Linked DNA regions of Mus musculus: region 1 is linked to region 2. The links are chromatin loops, found by intact Hi-C in ENCODE. Cell type or tissue: heart. All regions are shown on one strand. Links, peaks and the distances in the headings refer to the core of each region. The heading gives the core; the rest is flanking DNA. Region 1 overlaps Dchs2 (dachsous cadherin related 2). Region 2 has its middle 17 kb from the start of Dchs2.

The links. Peaks named below come from ENCODE experiments on the same cell type or tissue, not always from the same donor. Only the 100,000 strongest peaks of a DNase experiment are listed, where the experiment ranks them.
Region 1: it touches region 2 in a loop (8-fold over the local background); 13 of 42 quality-filtered maps call a loop at or near these places.

The regions. Positions count from the first base shown.
Region 1 is chr3:83,217,967-83,227,761 of GRCm38, reverse strand. The region is part of intron 1 of Dchs2 (dachsous cadherin related 2); the gene reads right to left. Among named protein-coding and RNA genes, the nearest start is that of Gm10710, 94 kb to the right of the region's middle. In heart, for the core only: a CTCF peak has its summit at 5,404 (motif pointing right); no DNase peak of the experiment used is centred there.
Region 2 is chr3:83,105,922-83,115,716 of GRCm38, reverse strand. No RefSeq gene overlaps it. Among named protein-coding and RNA genes, the nearest start is that of Dchs2, 17 kb to the left of the region's middle. In heart, for the core only: a CTCF peak has its summit at 5,348 (motif pointing left); no DNase peak of the experiment used is centred there; H3K27me3 peaks cover 1,279 bases.

The DNA.
Region 1 (9,795 bases), core at 1,191-9,190, 110 kb before region 2:
ACAGCGGGAAGCACAGCAGCTGGCAGGCACAGCTGGACAGCTTACTTCTGATTCAAAGGTTGCAGGCAGAGAGATAGCAATTGGGCCTGGTGTGAGCTTTTAAAACTTCAAAAGTCCACTCCCAGACACACCTCCTCCAAGAAGACCACCTCTGTCCCAAAAAGGCCACCTCTAATCCTGCCCAAACACTTCCACAAATAGAAACAGTGAGTCTATGGGAGCTACTCTCATCCAGACACCACACACTCCTAAAAGCATTACGGTGACTTGGCAGCTGAGGAATGGACACCTAGGAGACATTTAGGTGGGAGGAGATCCCTCGTGTTACTCGAAATAGTTTCCTAAGAGAAACTTAGTGCAAAGCCCACTTCCTGTGAGGTAGACCCTCTACATACTGCCTGAAACCCCACTGATATGGTGGTCTACTCATTTCATGACTTTTTCAGTCAACGGCAAGGCATGGAACTTTTGGTTGATGGGTTTCATATTCTAGTACATACTTAGGTGAAACAAAGACAGTATGAAGAATAGCCTCTTCATATGGCTGTTTTAGATGAATTATTTCTTAGTGGCAAAATCCTATCCCAATGCCATCAGTGATCTTGAATGCTGATAGTGTCTAAAATTGCTCTTAAGCCCAAACTCCTGCCATGGAGGGGTACTCGGCTTTCTATTGCTGCTATAAAACAACCGGCAAAACAACTTAGAAAGAAACACTTAAATAAGTGTCACTGTCTTACAGTATCTGAGGTCTCAGGCCCTCATCTCTTGAGGCCCTGAGACCTCAACTTTGGGCCCCCAACATGGCTGAACATGGCAGGACAGAAGCTGTGGAGTGGAGCAAAGCTGACACAGGTGGAAGGATTAGGAACGTACCCAGAGGATGTTGCCATTTGAACGAGAGTTGAAAGGTAGGGACTCCGTAGCAATGAGAAGGAAGAAAGACCACTGTGTGGGCCGCTAGCTGGTGCAGTCACTCTCTTCACGGAGATAGATAAGTCTATGTTTTAAATGAGGCTACATGTACTGGGGACAATATTAATGACATTTTTCATTATTCAGATTGCATGACACATACTTGTCACAATGTGCTCGTAATTATTCATTTAAACACGGATGTTCTTAACTCCTGCTGGGTTGTAACTCCTTTGAGAATCTGGCTCTTTTTGGCATCCTTTACACCCCAAGAAAGGTGTATTCTTCCAGTACGTCTACACACAAAGCTTCCATGCACTGTCCTGACTTAAGGCTCTGGGCCATCTGAATACCATCTAAGACACTCTTAGAGAGGACTCCCACCTGTCTTCATTTCACCTGACTGCCCCACAACCCACCATGGTGGCAAAGACAGCCGAGTGGAGTTATCTTAACGATTACACAGAAATACGGGAGTGGTTTTCTTGGAAAACAAATGTTCTAAGCAAAGAAAGACAGAAAATGGGGCAAGTGGGAGAGTAAACTAGAGAATGAGGGACTTGTGGTCCTGAGAGCTGCTCACTGAAGACCAGAAGGAGCTCAGAGGCAGGAAGTACCGCAGACTGACCAAGCTTCCTGTGTGCAGAGTGTGTTGATGACACTTTTCATGTGCTTCCCTATGTTTTCAAGAGGAAAGTTTCTGTGAGCATTTTATAGGCTCACAAGTTGGGTGGAGGACACAGTTGTCCTTTTGTGGTTCACTAGAATCCTAGTGTGGGGAGAAGTTATCTGAGGCCCAGCTGGGATTTCCTTTTCAGATTCCCTCCCCTTTAAATCATGGAGTTCATTCTCAAATATGAATGCCATGCCTGTCGTTGGCTATGCTTTTCTCCACGTGTCAAAGTCAATGGCTGTGATAAAATATAAAGACAATAAATGTGGAACAAGGGAAGGGTAAGTGGGATGGGTTAGAAGAAAGAAAAGGGGATACAGAGGCAGGGAGGAGCTGGGTCAGGGAGGAAGATACAAGAGAGAAGAATGGAGAGAGAGAGGCATTCCTGCTCTCTGACATGTGCTCCGTGTCTGCTCCCGTGAAAGAATCCTGCACGGACCTCCTCACTCAGGCAGAGGTATTAGGATCCCGCTGGGCCACCACTCTGGAAGTGTAGCCTCCGATTTGTTTTTACTATGACCATGGTGGCTCTGTAACTCCTATTCGTGCTGGCCACCCCCCAGCTGGCTGTGAACTCAGGAGGGAGAAGGCATTTGCAGGCCCACTGCTTATACTCCTCTGGTCTCAAGGTTCTAAAGGTGTCCCCAGACCTTTTATAGTCTGTCTCCTCCCAGTCCTTTAAATGCCAGGGTCCCATCTGAATGCAAAGCCCACTGTTAGTGCTTGTTCCGGGCTTTGCCTCAAGTGTGGTGTTTCCTCCCTGCTCCACTTCTGGCTGAGTAACTCCCACCCCTAATCCACATCTGTGAGGAGGAAGACCCAGTGCAGCTTGCCTCTGAGCTTCCCCTGGACCTCAGCTGGAAAGCTCTTCCCACCCTCTACATTTTCACATCACTCCCCCATCTTATCCCAATGCTGTTCCTCTTGGATTTAATTTATTTATGTGTCCAAACCCTTGCTACTCAGTGAAAGCAACAGCCTGGATGGTGAGGGGCGTAAGAGCCATGGCTCTGTACATCCATGAGGAATGGAAGAGACAAAGAAGGATCTAAGGTTAGAGAGGGGCTCACACTAAGAAGTACAATGTACAGTCAAGTAGGACACTTGAAAGTCCATAAAAGTTGGCACAGGGAGAGAACATAAACTGTTATATGAGTGAATATTTATTAGGCAAAAGTTCTTCCATGTTTCTCAAATCCTACTTAATCCACATATACCATTTGGACTAGGGCTTAATGACTGGTTATTTTTTCCTCTAGTTCTGTTCTCAACTTCTTTTGTAAATTGGGCCAAAAGTCTGAAATAAAGTTAGTGGATGTCTGTGATACAAATTCTACAGCCAAGAAGAGACTCCACCGATATGATCTGTGTTTTCTAAAGCTGACCCAATTTAGGAAATGGGCTTAGTTTAAAAAAATATTGCATCATTAAAATATAAAAATGCTTATACTTCTTACGCATCCTACCGGATCTTATTTTCCTCCCACAGCTTATGACGGTCCTTCAGTTTCAAGATGGCCTCTTTTAGACAGTGCTCCTCCTTCAAGGCCTCTCTCCTCTGCTCTCTAAGCCTGGTCATGCCTAACAATAGGATTTTTTTTCCCATTCTACAGTTAACATTTCCAAAGTTGGATTTCACTTTGTATTAGTAGTTTTGTTTTTAAAATATCATCTCCCTAAACCCATGTTTTGCAGTTACCAAATCTAAACCACAGACTCTCGAAGCAATGGTTTCTCAAAATGAGGGGGTGGCAGACATGGACAGGAGGAAGCTTTCTCTTTTCTGTCGTTCTCCGCAACCCCTAGGAATGGATAACAAAAACTTGACACATCAGGAAGCTGGCTCATATGTGCATTGAGTAGAATAAAACGGTATGGAAAAAAGCAGCAAGTGAGAAGAGAAATTAATTTAAAATGGAGGCCAGACAGCGGCTCACGTCTTTTATCCCAGCACTTGGGAGGCATAGGCAGGGGGATCTCTGTGAGTTCCAGGCCAGCCTGTCTTACAAAACTAGTTCCAGGACAGCCAAGGCTACATAAAGAAAAAATTCTGTCTCGAAAAAATGAAAAAAAGGAAGGGGGGAATAGAAAAGGAAGTGCTTATGAATAGCTCAGGGCTGAGCTGAAGAGGAGAGGGTGGCTACTGGAGCTGAAACACCTCAATTTTCTTTGAGGGAAAAAACCTCAACGGAAACAGGATTGTCTAATTTCTTTAAAGACTCTAAGGTGAACGTCCCCCTCAGACCATAGAGTATGATCAGTGATATCTGATTGGATCTTAATTTTATTGGAATAAACAATCAACACATACAAAGTGTTCTATGCCCTAAAAGAACAGGGGTCTCAGACAGGAGTTTGAATCTGAAGTCAGTCATTTATGAATTGTGTCAAATGAGGCTTATCAGCAGCTGATTGCCCCTTCTCAGGTTTCCTGTAAAGATGGAAAGGAAAGAGTGTACAGAAGTAGTCAATGCCTGGTCTATCATAAGTATGCGATATGCTCAGTTATTATTACTAATTCTCAGTCCTTCCCACCATACTTTGTCCATCGAACCCTAATCCTTCTATTGTCAGATTATGTGGTTCCAGAATGTTCCTCCACAGATCAATAAATCACTGTTGGAGACAGAATGAGGCATGTCCCAAACAATGTGATGACAACACAGAGTGAGTTCAAAACTTTGCAGACCATTTGTGGGAAATAATGGCTACAGGCTTCTCATTTTACAATGCTGTCCCCATGACAACGGCGTATTTAGTCATCCTCCTTCCCCTGAGATCCAGAAGGATCCTTCCCCAACCCTGGTTATCAGCCCATCATAACATCAAACAGAAGGATCCAGCCCTAGCCCTGAATGACCCCCTATCATACTGTCATACAGAATAATCTTTCCCCAGCACTACCACTATGCCATAATGTCACACTAACTTACTGCGTAAAGAAGTACAATTCCCTGTTCCTACTCAAATCTAAGCCCACCACGACTACCCGAACTCATTATGTTCTCTGAAAATCAAAGACTCTTCAGCAGAGGTCTGCCAATCCCAGATCACACCCTGGCAAAAGGTTTAGAGGGACAGACAGGCTCTCCTTTTACATCACAAACTTCATAGGCAAGACTGTATTTTCCACTTGAATCTGCTTCCTGCTAAATGGGCAGGGAATAGGAACCAAATGTGTGGACATGAGTCCTCGGTGTATCTGCCTTTTGGGAGGACTGAAAGCAGAAACAGGGCTGTAAATAGACTGTCATGCCTGAGAACAACCTCCATGCTCCATTCTGGATTGCTTTTAACTACGGTATCATTCCTAGAGCAGTTGAGTACCATTCAGCCTTTGACCTACTCACCCTCCCCTTAGATTTTAACCATTCTTCTAAATCACATGGCATGTGAGATTCTGACATTGGAATCTGCCAAAAAATTTTTAAATTAAAAAAAACTTCATAAGCACACAAATCTGTTAATAGTTAGTGACAGTTTAAATGGATACATATTTTAAGTACTTTATATTTAACAAAGAGAGACTGTACATTGTGTGAGAGATGTTCCATGGCTGAACCCGACAATGAGGTGTTGAGGTGCGGTGCAGATCTAGAGGTCCACAGATCGTGGCAGCAGGAAAGTTGGAACTGTGATGGGCAGAGGCAGGAAGGGGGGGAATGGAAAATGAGCCCTGCAAGCCATCAGTTCTCATGGAGCCCTTATGTTGGTAAATAAACACATTTTGTTTTGGTTTGGAGTTGCTATTTTTAAGACGACCGCATGGAGATAAAAATCATATTTGATGAGGAACAGGGTTTAGTCATGAGGAGAAAACACGGTGCCAGCAGAGGGAGTTGGTGACAAAGAGATCCATACCCCAAAGCTGAATCCATCCTAACTAATGGCTGTCCTCGGTGGCTGAGCAGCCTACAGTCAATTCCAGCTGGGCTCTGAATGTTCTGCTGAGGTTTCCATAGCTTCAAGCTGTTTCCACTCAACTCGAGAAACCTAAGGGTCCCTCTGGGAGCAAAGGAGCAGAAAGGGAATTCCAAGCTGCTGTGAATGAATTGCAAGAACACATAAATCCATAGGGCGTTCCTCCCTACGCAGGCAACCCGTGGAGAAAACACTAGTATGTTTTACTTACAAACCCCAGAAGATCTGCTTTCAAAGTGACAAGGCTTCCAAGACCAGACGTTATGGTTGAGAGCTGTAAGGATAGCCATGATTTTTTAGGGCTAAAGCCCCGGCTTCCACACCACCAGCAAGACAAGCTCTTCCACTTGTTTGTTCCCAATCTGCCAATTAACAAGATGAGTAACCATGAAAAGTGAAAAGCAGAGGAAGGGAGTCACTCGCTGTGGCTTCACGGGAAAGAGGCACAAGTAAGGTTGTCCTCTGTGGCTCCTAGCAAGGCATTGGCAGGAGCTCTCTCTAGGAATCATGAAGTATTTACAATTCAAGCAGCCTGGTTTAGGTGTGGACCTCCTTGGTCATGAGCTCAATGCTCCTCTGGTGGGCCCAAGAAGTTCTAATTGCTTGAAGGAACAAAGTAGATTCAGGACAGGGCAGGACCACTGTGCTCTAGATGTAGCCTCACCCTTGCAGAAATTGACCTTATTGGAGGGAGTCATCTGTCACATAGGCTTTTGTTTTTCCTGCAATATATGGTGGCTAAGGGTTCAGGACATTAGCTTATTCGTGTGACCTGGCTGAAAGGAGACAGATTCGAGATGAGGGCAGAAGTGCCTGGCTTGCTTTCATCCTGGCTTTGGTTATCTTTTGATCCAGCTGAGAAGTCAGTGTTTTTTTTCAGCCAAAGCATCGTCTAACCACCTGTTTGATAAGGATGCTACAGAACTGCTTTCAAAGGCCAGGTTACCAAGAAACCAGAAGTGTACTCCCTGGGGCTTGCCCATGATCTCCACTCCCCATGATATGGTAGGGTGAGTTTAATATATACAGAAGAGAGCTGAAAATGCTTGTGAATCCTGCCCAAAGCCTTTACCATTCCAAGTATTCGCACACATAGATGAAACATGACAGCACTTCATGATGGCATTTTAGAGGAAACACAAATCCACCCTGAAGGCAACAAGAAGTAACGAGGGTTCTATTTCTTCAAAATAAAACACCTTCAAAATCCTTCTTAGGTATCTTTCCTCCTTTCTCAAAGCTTTGTATTTCTATAGCTACAAAATCCTTTCTTCACTCCAAGGCTGTGTTGATCTTATATTGCCTGCTCCTCTATACACATCGCTACTGTGAGGGTCTCTCCCATCCCTCCCAGGTTCTAGTCTGTGCTCTCCTAACCACATAGAATGCTAGAGAATAAGAGGCTCATTATTTGAACTCATGCCTTTCAACCTCACTTCCACTCAGAGGATTGGAACTCCAGTTCTCACAGTTGTGAGATTCAGCAGCAAACACTGAATCCACTAAGCCATCTCCCACCCTCTCCATTAGCCTTAAAGGTTACATACATTGTATTAAGACTCCAGTTGGTTTCAATTTTGTTTCATTGGGTTAATTTCTTAATATTGTGATGCAGACTCTTGTATCTGTTCATGAAGGTCACTAGTTATGATTTAGTTTATTTTCACTGTCTCGGTGCCCTTTGCATGTTAGCATTATGTAGAGAAACATTCTATCTTCCATTTCCTTACCTTGTGAGGTTGTGTTATAGCTTGCATAAGGGTTCTTCAAAGGCTCATGCATGTTGGACATTTAAGATGAACTGTCATACTGCTGGGAGGGGTTGGAACTTTAGGAGTTTGTTGCTCATAGAAGGATGTGAGATCCTTGGAAACGCACTCTTGAGGAGGACATTGGGATCCTGGCTTCTTCTCTTACTCTGTTTCCTGGCTGAGGCGATGTGTCACCCTCCCACATCATACCATCTTTGCCACATGTCCAAAAGTAATGTTCCAAATCCACCATGGGCTGAAGCATACAAAATTGAGAGCCAAGTAGTCATATTTGCCTAGCAAGTCTGTTAGCTCTGATTTTTTTTCCCATATTAAACCATAACTAACACCTATTGGTGTGAATTCTCTCTTGGATGTAGGATAGAATTTATTACTACATCCAAAGCTGGTAATTTGAATAAAGGGATGAGTCATTATTATAAATGTTGCCCATATAAAGTACACTGGAGCTACCAAATTTATTCTTTCCTTTTGCATCAGTTCTATAGTTACCCATTCGTCCATTTCATGTAGCTTGTCAAACTTATTGATATGTAATCTTGCATCGTATATGTTCAGTGTGCCTCACTCCATAATTGCATCCTCTTTCATTACTGCTACTGATAATTCATTTTCTCCTTTTCTTGGTTGTTCTTCCAAGGTTCTCCTTGAATGTATTACCTTTCAAAGACCCTTCCCTGTGTTAATTTTCCCGAATTATATTTTCTCAATTATGAGCTTTTCTCTTTACAATTCCTTCCTTCAATTTATTTCCTTGTATCTTTTTTTCTTATTAAAATATATAACATAATATTTGTCTATTAACTGATTTTAATGCATATCGCAAAGTTAATGTGCTTTTTTATCACTAAATTAAAAATATTTTCCAATTAATTTTTTATTTCTTCCCTGACACATCATTTATTGTAGATTGTCAGCTCACTCTGGAATGCTCGGCTTTTATCTAATGCTGCTGGTTGAATTTAAATCTATGTGGTCACAGTACATAGTCCATGTCTTTAATAATTTCAGTGTTTGAGATTTTTATGATCTACAGTGAACATCCTATGTGTCCTTGTCACCTTTGTGTGCTCTTCATTGTTGGATGAGAAGAGGTCCTATAGGTGCTTATGTATCAAGAGGAATGTTGCTGGGATTATTTCCTTGTCTGTCTGTCTGTCCGTCTGTCTGTCTTCCCACTTTTTCTTGTCTTTGTGTGTCTAGTTGATCCATTAATCACTCATTCCTTTATTCAGATTAGACTCTTTATATCAGATATCAGCCTCTTCGCTTCTAGATTTCCACTTAGATGTTCTCTGTAGTACCTAATGTTTTCTAGCATCAACAAGCCAGTTCTCATTAGAGCCATTATTTCATTAAAAACATCTGACACAGTTAAATGGCTGCCTAACGGTCCTCATCTGATAAATCTAACAGTAGTTATTTGGGTGGGTACCTACTGCTCAAGTTTTGATAATTAATCATATTTTTCTGCTTCTTTATGTTTCTGTTGATATTTTAGTGTTCATTAGTTATTATGTGTGGTATAAATATCCTAAATTATATTGCTTTCCTTTGTAGACTTGACATTTTGTCCTAGGACCATCACTCTTACTTGAAGGATTAGTCTTAGGGTATGGCCTTTTTATACTCTTAAAAGAATGTCCTAGTTGTTGAGCAAGGGCTCTTGGTCTCAGTGATGGAACTTCAGCATCTTCAAACACAAGACAAGCTCCAAGTCTTCCTGGTCAACTGTACTCTACAAAGCAACAGCTTGCCCACATTTGTATGTGGCAATTCTGGACCTCAGGCCTACAGCAAACACCAATCTAGGGGGCTCTTTCAGTCATGCTCCTTTCCCAAAGTTTAGCCACACTGAAGCCTAGTTGTCAAAAAGACCACCCTTTGGCTGGAGTCTTACCTCATCTCACCACAATCAGAAAACTACCCCGAGTCAAAGGACTGGAGCTGACAATGGTTCTTCTCCTAAGCTGCTTTTCTTTCAAGACCCCAGTCCCGTTCTGCCTACTGCCCAACACCTGGAAACAGTTGTCTCACATAGTCTGTTTGGTTTTATATTGTTTAGAGTGGAGGGGCAAGCCCAATATCTGTTACTATATTATAGCTAAAGTGTAAATGATACCCCGTCATGTTTTTCTGGTGAGAACCAATCCCACACATGGATGTTAATGACTAAATTCCTTCGTCTCATTACATCTTACTCCTAGAAACTCTTTTGGAGTCCTGACAAACCTATTACACAGCTTACTCTCAGAGGAGTCATGTATTACATTTTCGTTTGGAAAATGAATCTCTTCTGAGCTGTAGCACTGTCTGTTGCTCAACATTGCTAATGTCCCAGTTTGCACTCGACTGAGTACACTAGAGTTTCTGCTAATCTTGGAGCTAGGATAATAGTGACTGTGGTGGTAAGGGCATTATCATACCCTACTCCAGTGTCCCCTCCCCACCCCATGAACTCTGGGGACTTATCTCTCCCAAGAGACTAAAGGTCACAAGCACAGGCAATCCTTT
Region 2 (9,795 bases), core at 1,040-9,039:
ACCTCTCAGGGCACAGACAGATGATAAGTGCTTAGGAAGATCCATCGCAGATGTGGTTGTGAATCTCTGAGCAAGTGTGCTGAGCAGCCCAAGAAAAAATGAGAGAGAGAGAGAGAGAGAGAGAGAGAGAGAGAGAGAGAGGTGGCTGCAGAGAGAACCCACAGCCCTTAAATTTTGCAGGTGTCCTGTGTGAAAGATCCTAGTAGCTCAGCCCTTCTGCAAAGCCCCATTGTCAAAGCAGGGAAAGGGGGGATTGCTCTTCCCTTGCTCCCACAGTCCTCATGATTCTTAGGAAGAACTCACCCTCCTCCCTAGTCCCTAGAATGTGGTAGTCGTTCATTACTTTATGCAAAGGAGATGTATAATTAAGGGAATGACACAGGGACAATCTAGGCCCCATATCACACAGAAATTCTTACAAGTGGAAGAAGGAGAGAATCAAAATCAGAGAAGGAGAGGAGGGAAGAAAAACAAGCTGAGAAGAAGGGGCCATGAGCACAGGGATCCAGCAGCCTCTGCAGCCTGGCAAAATGGGGAACTGGAATTTCCCACAGAATTCCTCAAGGACTGAGGCCTGCCAAGGCTTTGGCTTTCCTGTACTGAGGCTTTCCTTGGGTTTACCTACAGGGCAGACAGTTAAATTGTATTGTTTGAAGCCACTAAATGTGCAATAATTCACCACAGCAGCCATGGGAAATGAATGGCAGTAGCACCCAGTCTGTTAGTCCCTGCCCCACGGTGTGTGGACTGAGTATTGTACCCCAGTGTGCTGCCCTCTCACAGACCTGTGTGTTTTCACAGCACAGGAAGTGGAATTTACCCCAGCACTGGTTTAGCAACCAGCTAGCAGTGTCCCAAAGGACACATTCCAGCTGGAAATGTAGGCAGATTCATTTTAGAGAATGTGTTTCTTACAATATTAAGATGAAGTTATTTGATTTAAATGTATTATCCAAAGTTTTATATTTTTTTAAATGTTACTAGAAAAATTATCAGTACAAAACCGCATTCTGTTTAAAGAGGAAAAGAAATCCTATGCAAATAAAACAGAATCATGATGATTAAAACCATAGATGTGAATTTGGACACTGTGGAGAGTGGGTTGCCAGTTACCTGGAAGAGAAGAAAGTAAAAAGCAAAAAGCAAAGATGAGTTTTAAAGCAAAGTATTTGGCCCAACAGCTGGAAAGGGGGGTTCTGGTTATATTGTGGAGAGAATAAATCCTCACTGTGGGAATATATCTAAGAGTTACATAATGGGCTATGAGATCCCCTCAAGAGAGGACCCGGGCCCAAGAGGTAAGGAATTTGCTAATGCTCACACTGAGAAACCATTCTTGTATTCAAATGGAAATGCAGCAAGAGGTTCATAAGTTTCAGTCCACTAAAAGATAAATATTATAAGGCACACACACACACACACACATATCATACACACATACCATAAATGCACACAGATACACATAAATATCATACATTTACACACTCAACCATAAACGTACACAGACATATATCATATATATGTATATATATATGTACACGCACACACTGTAAACACACATACATATCATGCATACATACACACACATATCATACATATATGCACACCACAAATGCACACACAAACACACACAAATCATGCACACACATAGGTCCTCACTCTTGCTATTATTCTTCATCAGGTTGGGTTTTGTGTTGTGCTGTGTGTTGCTGGGCATGGCATTGATGACTTCAGACATGCCAGACAAGCCTTGGGCTCCAACTCCAACAATACCATGACCCTTGGTGCTTTTGAAAATGCGGAGCAAACCCACCAAGTGTTCAAAACAGAGAGCTTGCATGCTACATGTGCTTCTTCACTGTAGAGTTGGCATTTTCTTCCTACTCTAGGAGGAGCTGCATATTCATTGCTAACTTGTAATTATCACATGAAATGATAGTTTGGAGCTGAATATCCTTAAAGTCTTTTCCAATTCTGTAATTTTATAGTTGTTCCTCGGGAGGAATATTATTTTCTCCCCTTTCTTTCTTTCTTTTTTAAATGCAGCAATGACTAAAAACTTGGAACCTTCCCCGCTACAAGTTTGGCTAATAAAAACAGTTCTCCTAAGAGCGTCCTGAATTTTTTCTTTCCCCTCTGTTATTACTTTTAAACTCCAAACTTGTCTTTCTAGTCAAAATCAGCACTAATGAAGGTGTTGCTGTATACTTAGCATTGGTATCTATGAGTTGTCACCAAATATTCTCAGAGGTAAAGCAGGCTGAGTCAATGTCAGAAAGAGTTTTAAGTCCTCAGCCAAAGCCACCTAGAAAAGCACCTTCCTATCCCCATTGTTAAGTTTGCTCAAGGCAGGTAAAGTCAGTGTGCTACGAATGGTGGGGAAACCTCTGTTGCTTCTTCCCTTCAGCAATTCTGCAGCACAACACATTCCTCAGAGCGTTGCCCATAAAACAGGGTGGACAGGAAACTCTCAGAGCTGAGGAGTCACCAATAAAAGGCGCTAACCCTACAGAGATGCAAAACAATAGTAATCACTCATCTGTCCCTGAGAAGTGACAGCTTCCAACTGCCCAGCTTCCAGAGACACTCTCCTCATTACCAAGCGAAAGCAGACCCCTTAACTCAGCCAAGATCTATAGCTTGCTGCAGTGATCTCATTGGTCTTTGTCCCCAGTGAGGACTCAAGCAGGTGGTGCAGAGAGCAGCAAGCTGACACAGGGAGACATACTGCCAAGCAGGCTGATCCACAGGGCTGGCTAATTTCCCTTCCACTTTGAGAAGAGCAATTATTTTAAATTGCCATAAATCGAAATGACTTTGCTCTTGCCACTAAAATATAACAACTCTATAAACTATAATATAAATGAGTATCTCCTGACATTTTGATTTGAGAGAGAGAGAGAGAGAGAGAGAGAGAGAGAGAGAGACAGAGAGAGGGAGGAGTTGTCCGGGGAAAAACCGAGTCCACCCCTCCTCTGTTAGCGCTAAGATGCCTGCATTCATCAAGGTCCCATGCTGTCAAGATGGTGCATAGAGTTAGTTCACTCTGTTTGGAAGCCCTTTGGTTATATAACAAACTATCTTTGTAACTATGTTTTTAAGCGTATCTAATTCTGTCGAAAGAGTCTGTTTTGTATGAAGGGAATACGTTCTGGATACGAAGAGACTGATGTGAAAAAGTATGTGTGGGATGTAAGGATGTAGGATGTGGGAAATACTGAGAAAATGTGCCACGTTATCAAATGTTTGTGTGGAGACAGACAGAAGCGAAGAATGCCAGATCTGAGGCCAGGGAACACCCACCTGCCTAACCTCTGCAGAGCCAGGATGAGGGCTGGTTCAATCAAGTCGTCTTCATAACCGAAACACAGCCAGGATTCCAAATACGGAGCTCTAAAGGGGAAATTAGTATTCGGGTTCAGAGTTAGTAACCCTAGAGGGAAACAGGACATTGATTTATGAGGCTGAGCAAAATTATGACCAGCAGGGCCATTAAGAATATGCTGTCAGAATGAGCTTCGGCTACTAATTTGGGCTGCGGTTCTGAAACATTCCAAGGCTTTGATTTTGAGTCGTGGGGTCTTAGAGACCACACTCTGGTTAGTTTTAGAAAGGTTTATAGTTGGCCTTGGGCTATGAAATTGGCAGAGAGATGTAACAGTTAAACATAAACAACACCTCCTCTTTTGGGCAGATGAACAAGTTGTCTGGTCTGTGGGGATCCAACTATTTCCCTACACAACCAGACCAGCACTGGGAAGAGGGGAGGAGAGAGAGCGCAAATGCATTTTTTCCTTTGAGATTTCAGAGAAAAAAACAAAGACCAAAACAGATCCTTTAACTACATGTGCTAGGAATCAGTAGAGTAACCTGGTAGGAAGGGCTTCCTTCCCTGAGGGAGTCGCAGCCTAATCTGGAGGTAGAAGGCTAAACAACAATGCTTGTGAGCTAAAGGATGAGATGAGAGGGGACTGACTCCTGGAGATGCTTCATTTTCATTCAGATCCCATCTCACTAGGGCAACTCCTGCTTTGCCCATCTCTTAGCAACCAATCTTTACATCTGTGGTCCCCGGCTGCTTCCTACAACACCATTCTTTTCCATTTCAGGTCCCGGCTATTTTATTCACTTCTTCCTCCCCAGTGCCCCAACAGGGTTGATAGATTTGTGGATTAATATGAATTAATTCCACCTCTAACCTAGTTGGAACCACTACTGAATACATCCTTTAGTCAACAAATAAATACCTTTGCTTGAGTTGGAAGAGTCTCCTCTCCAGTAAGCCACTCCCTTCAGCAAGCACTTTGCCCCTCCCCCATTGCATTCCTCCCATAGAGTTTCACTGGGTTCCCAGTACATGTAGGGTGTTGGTCTGGTCTCTATTGTATCTGGCTTTCCACTGTATTAGACAAGAGTGACCAGTCCCTCGTCTAGTGCTTCTCTGACACTGTTACCCGAGGGGAGGAACGGTCCCCACTACTGACACTCTCTGAACTCTCCCACTTACAGCTTTAGCTCTCTATCTAGATTATTCTAATCATCAAGTCTGATTTTAGATCATACACTCAGTTTCTCCCCCCTGATAATATTCTAACAGGTACCCCACCCCAGGCCCCCAAATCACTTTCTCCCCCAAAACATCAGTTCTTTGTCTGATATAGTCCACTGAGTTGAAATAATGTGACTACTTCTAGTCAACTTCTTCCTCTTCCTCCTCCCCTCCCCCTCCTGACTCCAGAACAATCAGTGAGCTCTATGTTTACTGCTTTTAAATGAAATGCAGCTCTCTCTTCCATTCCTCTACCATTTCTTTAGTCTTGGTGCTAAAGATCCGCATCCTGAGATCATAGCCAGGCTGCCTCTGAGAGCTTGAACATGCTCCCTCCCCACAGTGTCAGACTTTAAGGCACTAACTTCCTCATCCTTCCTAAGTACCATTCCGTTATCCGCATCACTACCACCTTCCTACTTAAGAGCCCCACTGAGCGTCAAAATCAAATCTCCTCTGGCGTGCCATGCTCTTCACTACATAACCCCAGCTCATTTCCCAACCTCCTCACTTCCTCACTTCCTCCTTACTTCCTTACTTCCCCCTTACTTCCTCCCGAGACCTTCAACAGCTTCATCTTTGAACAACAGGACAAGGAAAGGTCACTGAACCTTGCCACAAGCTCCACCTCCACATTACTGACAAAAGGCAAACAGCCAGTTTCCCCATGTTTGCTGTTTGGTTCCAATTCACACATTTGAGGCTCCTCTGTAGCACATAACATATACTATGGCTGATCTGCAGAAAGTCTGCCTAGTTCTGTGTCACTTACACAGTGATGCTCAGAACATTGCCACCTTGTGGCCATAAGAGAAAGTAACAAGCAAAGCTGTCCTCTGCGTTTTTTTCTCTTACAGACACTGAAAAAATGGAGTAAGCCAGACCCCAAAGGACAGCAATGTATGTACTCACTTATAAGTGGATATTAACCATAAAGGACAGGATAACGACATTACAATCCACAGACGCAAGGAAGCCAAGGAACGAGGAGGGCCCAAGGGAGGAAGCTTGAATCTTTCTCAGAAGGGGAAATAAAATAGATATCAGAGGTGGATGGAGGGAGGGAACTGGATGAGAGAAGGGATGAGGAGGGGAACAAGGCAGGGGGATTAGGTGTAGGAAGGCAGGGGAGAGAGAAAGGAAATTGTCGGTAAGCTGGGGGAGGGAAATCTCTAGGATGTGCCAGAGAGCTGGGACTGAGGGGTGGGGCGGGACAGGGAGTCTCTAACTGAGACTCCTGCAGTTGGGGTGAGGGAGGGTGGAGCCTGAAGTGGCCAGGGAGGACTCACAGAGGAAGAATAAGGACAGCAACCCACCCACATAATCTTTGACCCTGTCTGTTTACTAGATGTGCGGGACAAAGATGGAGCAGAGACAGGGGGAATGGTCAACCAATGGCTCTCCCAAATTGAGATCCATTCCATGGGCAAGAACCAATCCCTGACACTATTAATAATACTCTGTTATGCTTGCAGACAGGAGCCTAGCATAACTGTCCTTTGAGAGACTCCACCCAGCAGCCGATGGAAACAGATGCAGAAACCCAACAGCCAAACCTTAGATAGAGCTTGGGGAGGCTTGTGGGAAAGTTAGGGAAAGGATTGAGGGACCTGAAGAGGACAGGCTCTCCACAGGAAGACCAACAGAGTCAACTAACCTGAACCCTTGAGGGCTCCCAGAATCTGAACCACCAACCAAAGCAAGAGCATGGGCTAAACCAACCACCCTTCCCCACCCCACAGATGTACAACTTGGCCTTCATTCTGGCTCCCCAAGAACTGGAAGGTGGCTGTCCCTGAATCTTTTGCCTACCTCTGAATCCTGTTCTGGCCTCAGTGGGACAGGATTCACCTGGTCCTGCAGTCACTTGATGTGGCAGGGTGGGGTGATACCTAAGGGGGCCTCCCCCTTCTCAAAGGACATATTTGGCCATAATTTCAGGGATGGAGCAGATGAACCAGGTCTTCCTGGTGGATCTAGTGAACTCTGAAGACTTGACCCAAGTTGCCATCTTTAAACAGTCTGTGTACAGATAGAATGAAGGGCGTTCCCCTCAACTAGCCACAACGGTGCAAAGGACACCACATCCAAAAGCTAAGAAGGTGAAACAGGCTGAGGAGAGGAGGGCAGCTGCCCCTGGTGGGTGCTCCCAGCATCCTGTTCAAGATTAATTGTCAGGAGTATTAAGGTCAGCCAGACTTCTGCTACTAAGTTTGAAGAAAGGCATTTAATCTTAACCTCTGCACTCATTATTTCCATGCATTCGAGGATAACGATCTTTTCTTTTTGCAGATATCAGCTTATAGAATGATTCTAATATAGAAACAATTTTTTTCATCTGACAGCATAAAGATTTTTGCTCACACAAAATAAAGCAAATTTATTGAAACATTGGAAATATAATAAATCAGAAATGCATCAATATGCAACCAATTGAATGTATCTTAACCTAAGCTTCCATAAATAGGTTGAGAATGTTGTATCTCAGGGCAAAAATCACTGAACTAAAAGCCTATTTTATGATAAAGTACTTAGTATCTTGTGAAATTTATTGAATATTTATACTCAAAATGGCAAGCAAGACAGTACACTACAGGGCTCTGTCCTTTCTCCATATGCTCATGTCTGTGACTGAGGGCTATAGCTCACTGTCACACTGCCCAGCATTTGAGAGAGAAGCTAGCCTTGAACTCACAGCCTTGCTGCTTCTACCTCGAGAGGAATGAAGTTAGAGGTGTACTCCCCGTCACCCAGCTTTAAGATTCTAAATATTCAAGAAACAATACCAATCGAAAATACATACCACTCAACATCAGGGACATCTGTGAGAAATCAGTAGTCAATTCTGTCATGGTAGCAATGTCACAAAATATAATCACAGGAGCTGACACAACTCCCAGTGTCACTAGGGAATGTGATCTGTGGCGTGATGTCACCCATGCAGCCTTCCTTTACCAGAGTCTTGCAGTATAGTGCCTAACTGTGTTTTTCAGGTAGATTTGGAAAAAGACATGTAAGTACAGAGAGGTGACTTGTCTAGTGGCATGCTGGTGACAGACTGAGGCCCATCCCCAGATAGAATTACCATGAAGTAAATGCCAAACTCATCAATTCCCCCTTTAGAGCTACATTGGAACTAAAGAGCAACTCTCATTTCTGTCTTTTATTTGACTCTGCTTCTTAGCTATTACTTGGCCTTGTGTACAAGCCTGTTTAAAAGCCGGTCTCTTCTAAGCATCGCTTCCCCATGATGGATTGCCGACTGCTTCTGAGGAGCACAGCAACCACGGGAGATGTTTAGGGGCAGCTATGGGCTAGGCTGCTCTGAAAAGCCACCAGTCATTCTGCAGCTCATGTGTACCATGTGACATCATAGAGTATTCGCTTTACAAATAATTTCTTCACAGAGTCAATAACTAATTACTGGTTCATGCTTCATAAATAAATCAATATTGGAAAATGAGTCTAAGTGGATTCATCATGGAAACGATTAATTGACAACAAAATTTGAGATCAACCCTCGGTCTACTAGACCTCTTGGATTCTCTTTCCATTTCAGGACAAAAGTAGCTGCTTTTGCTGCAGTGGCAATGGCGTCCAAATGACTGGAAAGGGCAAGAAGAAAGCAGGCTCCACTCTCTCTCCTTCCCTTCAAGTCTGGCATGCATCTATTCCACCTGAATCCATTGACTGAGCTACATCCCCCTTGCTTGCATCTTAGTTCATTCCTGGAAGGCCTGGGAAGCTGAGGACTGTCTGTCCTTCATGAGACATCCCAACTGGGACACAGTCCTGAGTCCTCAGCAATACTGAGTTCTATACAAACCACATTTTTTTGTTGTTGTTGTTTTTGCCTAGTAGATGTTAAGGCCAAATAAGCAAACCAGCAGGAGAGTGCAAACCAAAGACATGAAGATGTGTCCTTGCTCCCAGAGTCAGGGACATATGATCTGTGCAGATGTCATCTCTAAGGAACAAGACCGCTTGCCAAAGAGACCTCTTGAATCCTACAAGCCATGATGAGTCCTCAACCAGAACCCCAGGATGCTCTTCTGAGATGCTGACTTTGTACATCTGACTACTAGCCATCCTGAAGAAAATCCCAGACCAAGTCCAAGATAAAGTAGCAACCCTTAGATTCCCATGACAGTAGACTCACAAAGTAATTAGAAATGACAAGGCACTTTAAAAACCACACAAGATTGTATCTAGTATTACGCTCAACATAAATACGGAAAGTCTTTAATCTTCCCAGACAGCCATTAAATTTAGTTGGGAAGGAGGGTGCCAGGATCGGGACTGAGTCACCTGTCATTCATCACCTTCCATAATTCGCATGTTTCTCATTTGTGCTGATAACCAGCTACCTCTTATGTCCATCCCAGGCAGAAAAGCAGACAAGACAGACTTGGTTCGCCATGGGTAAGCTGTCGGCAGCTAGTTAACGTTCAGGCTGAAGACTTTTCATTTCCTGTCTGCAGATGGGGAGGTGATGCCTGGGAAGAGTCTGTATATGGCTGTAATCGGCTAGCCTGTAAAACGCACTTGACAACTCCAAGTGTCTGTTTTTCACAGTGGTAATAGCACTGGGTAGGGCTGCCATCCTTTTCCTTGCCCTGCACATCACTTTAGTGAGGCACCCAAGTTTTTCTGTATGTCTGTACAGACCCAGGGTTTTTGCTTGGGGAAGGCTACAGGAATACTCCTGAGTAGCCCAGGCAGTGCTCATTCGAGGGGCATTGTTTCTCTAAAGCTGCAGCAAAGGACCTCACTCACACACTGAATCCTTCCTGCATGCTCCTTCGCCTTCCCAGATTAAGACCCTTTGCCAAGAGCTACCCTTTGCCAAGTACTACCATCTTACAGAGTTTTACAAAACTATGATGTGCAAATTATTGATTTGTCCAGGTAAGCATTATTAAAATCTGGGGTTAATTTTCCAAGTAATTATGTTTGCTTCTACTTCACATGCCTTCTACTACTTTGAGTATACTGTGTGCGTGTGTGCATGTGTGTGCATGTGTGTGAAGGTACAGGAGACCAACCCCAGGTCCCTGTACTTATTAAAGGACCACTCTACCACTGAGCTAAGGCTCAGCTCCTATGCATACATTTTGATGTTGCTCTCTGCCTTTTTAAGTGCGGTGTGTGCATGTATGTGTATGTGTTTGTGTTTGCGTGTATGTACTGATATGTGTGAACAGATGTGTGGAGAGTTGAGGACAACCTAAGGAGTCATCCTCAAG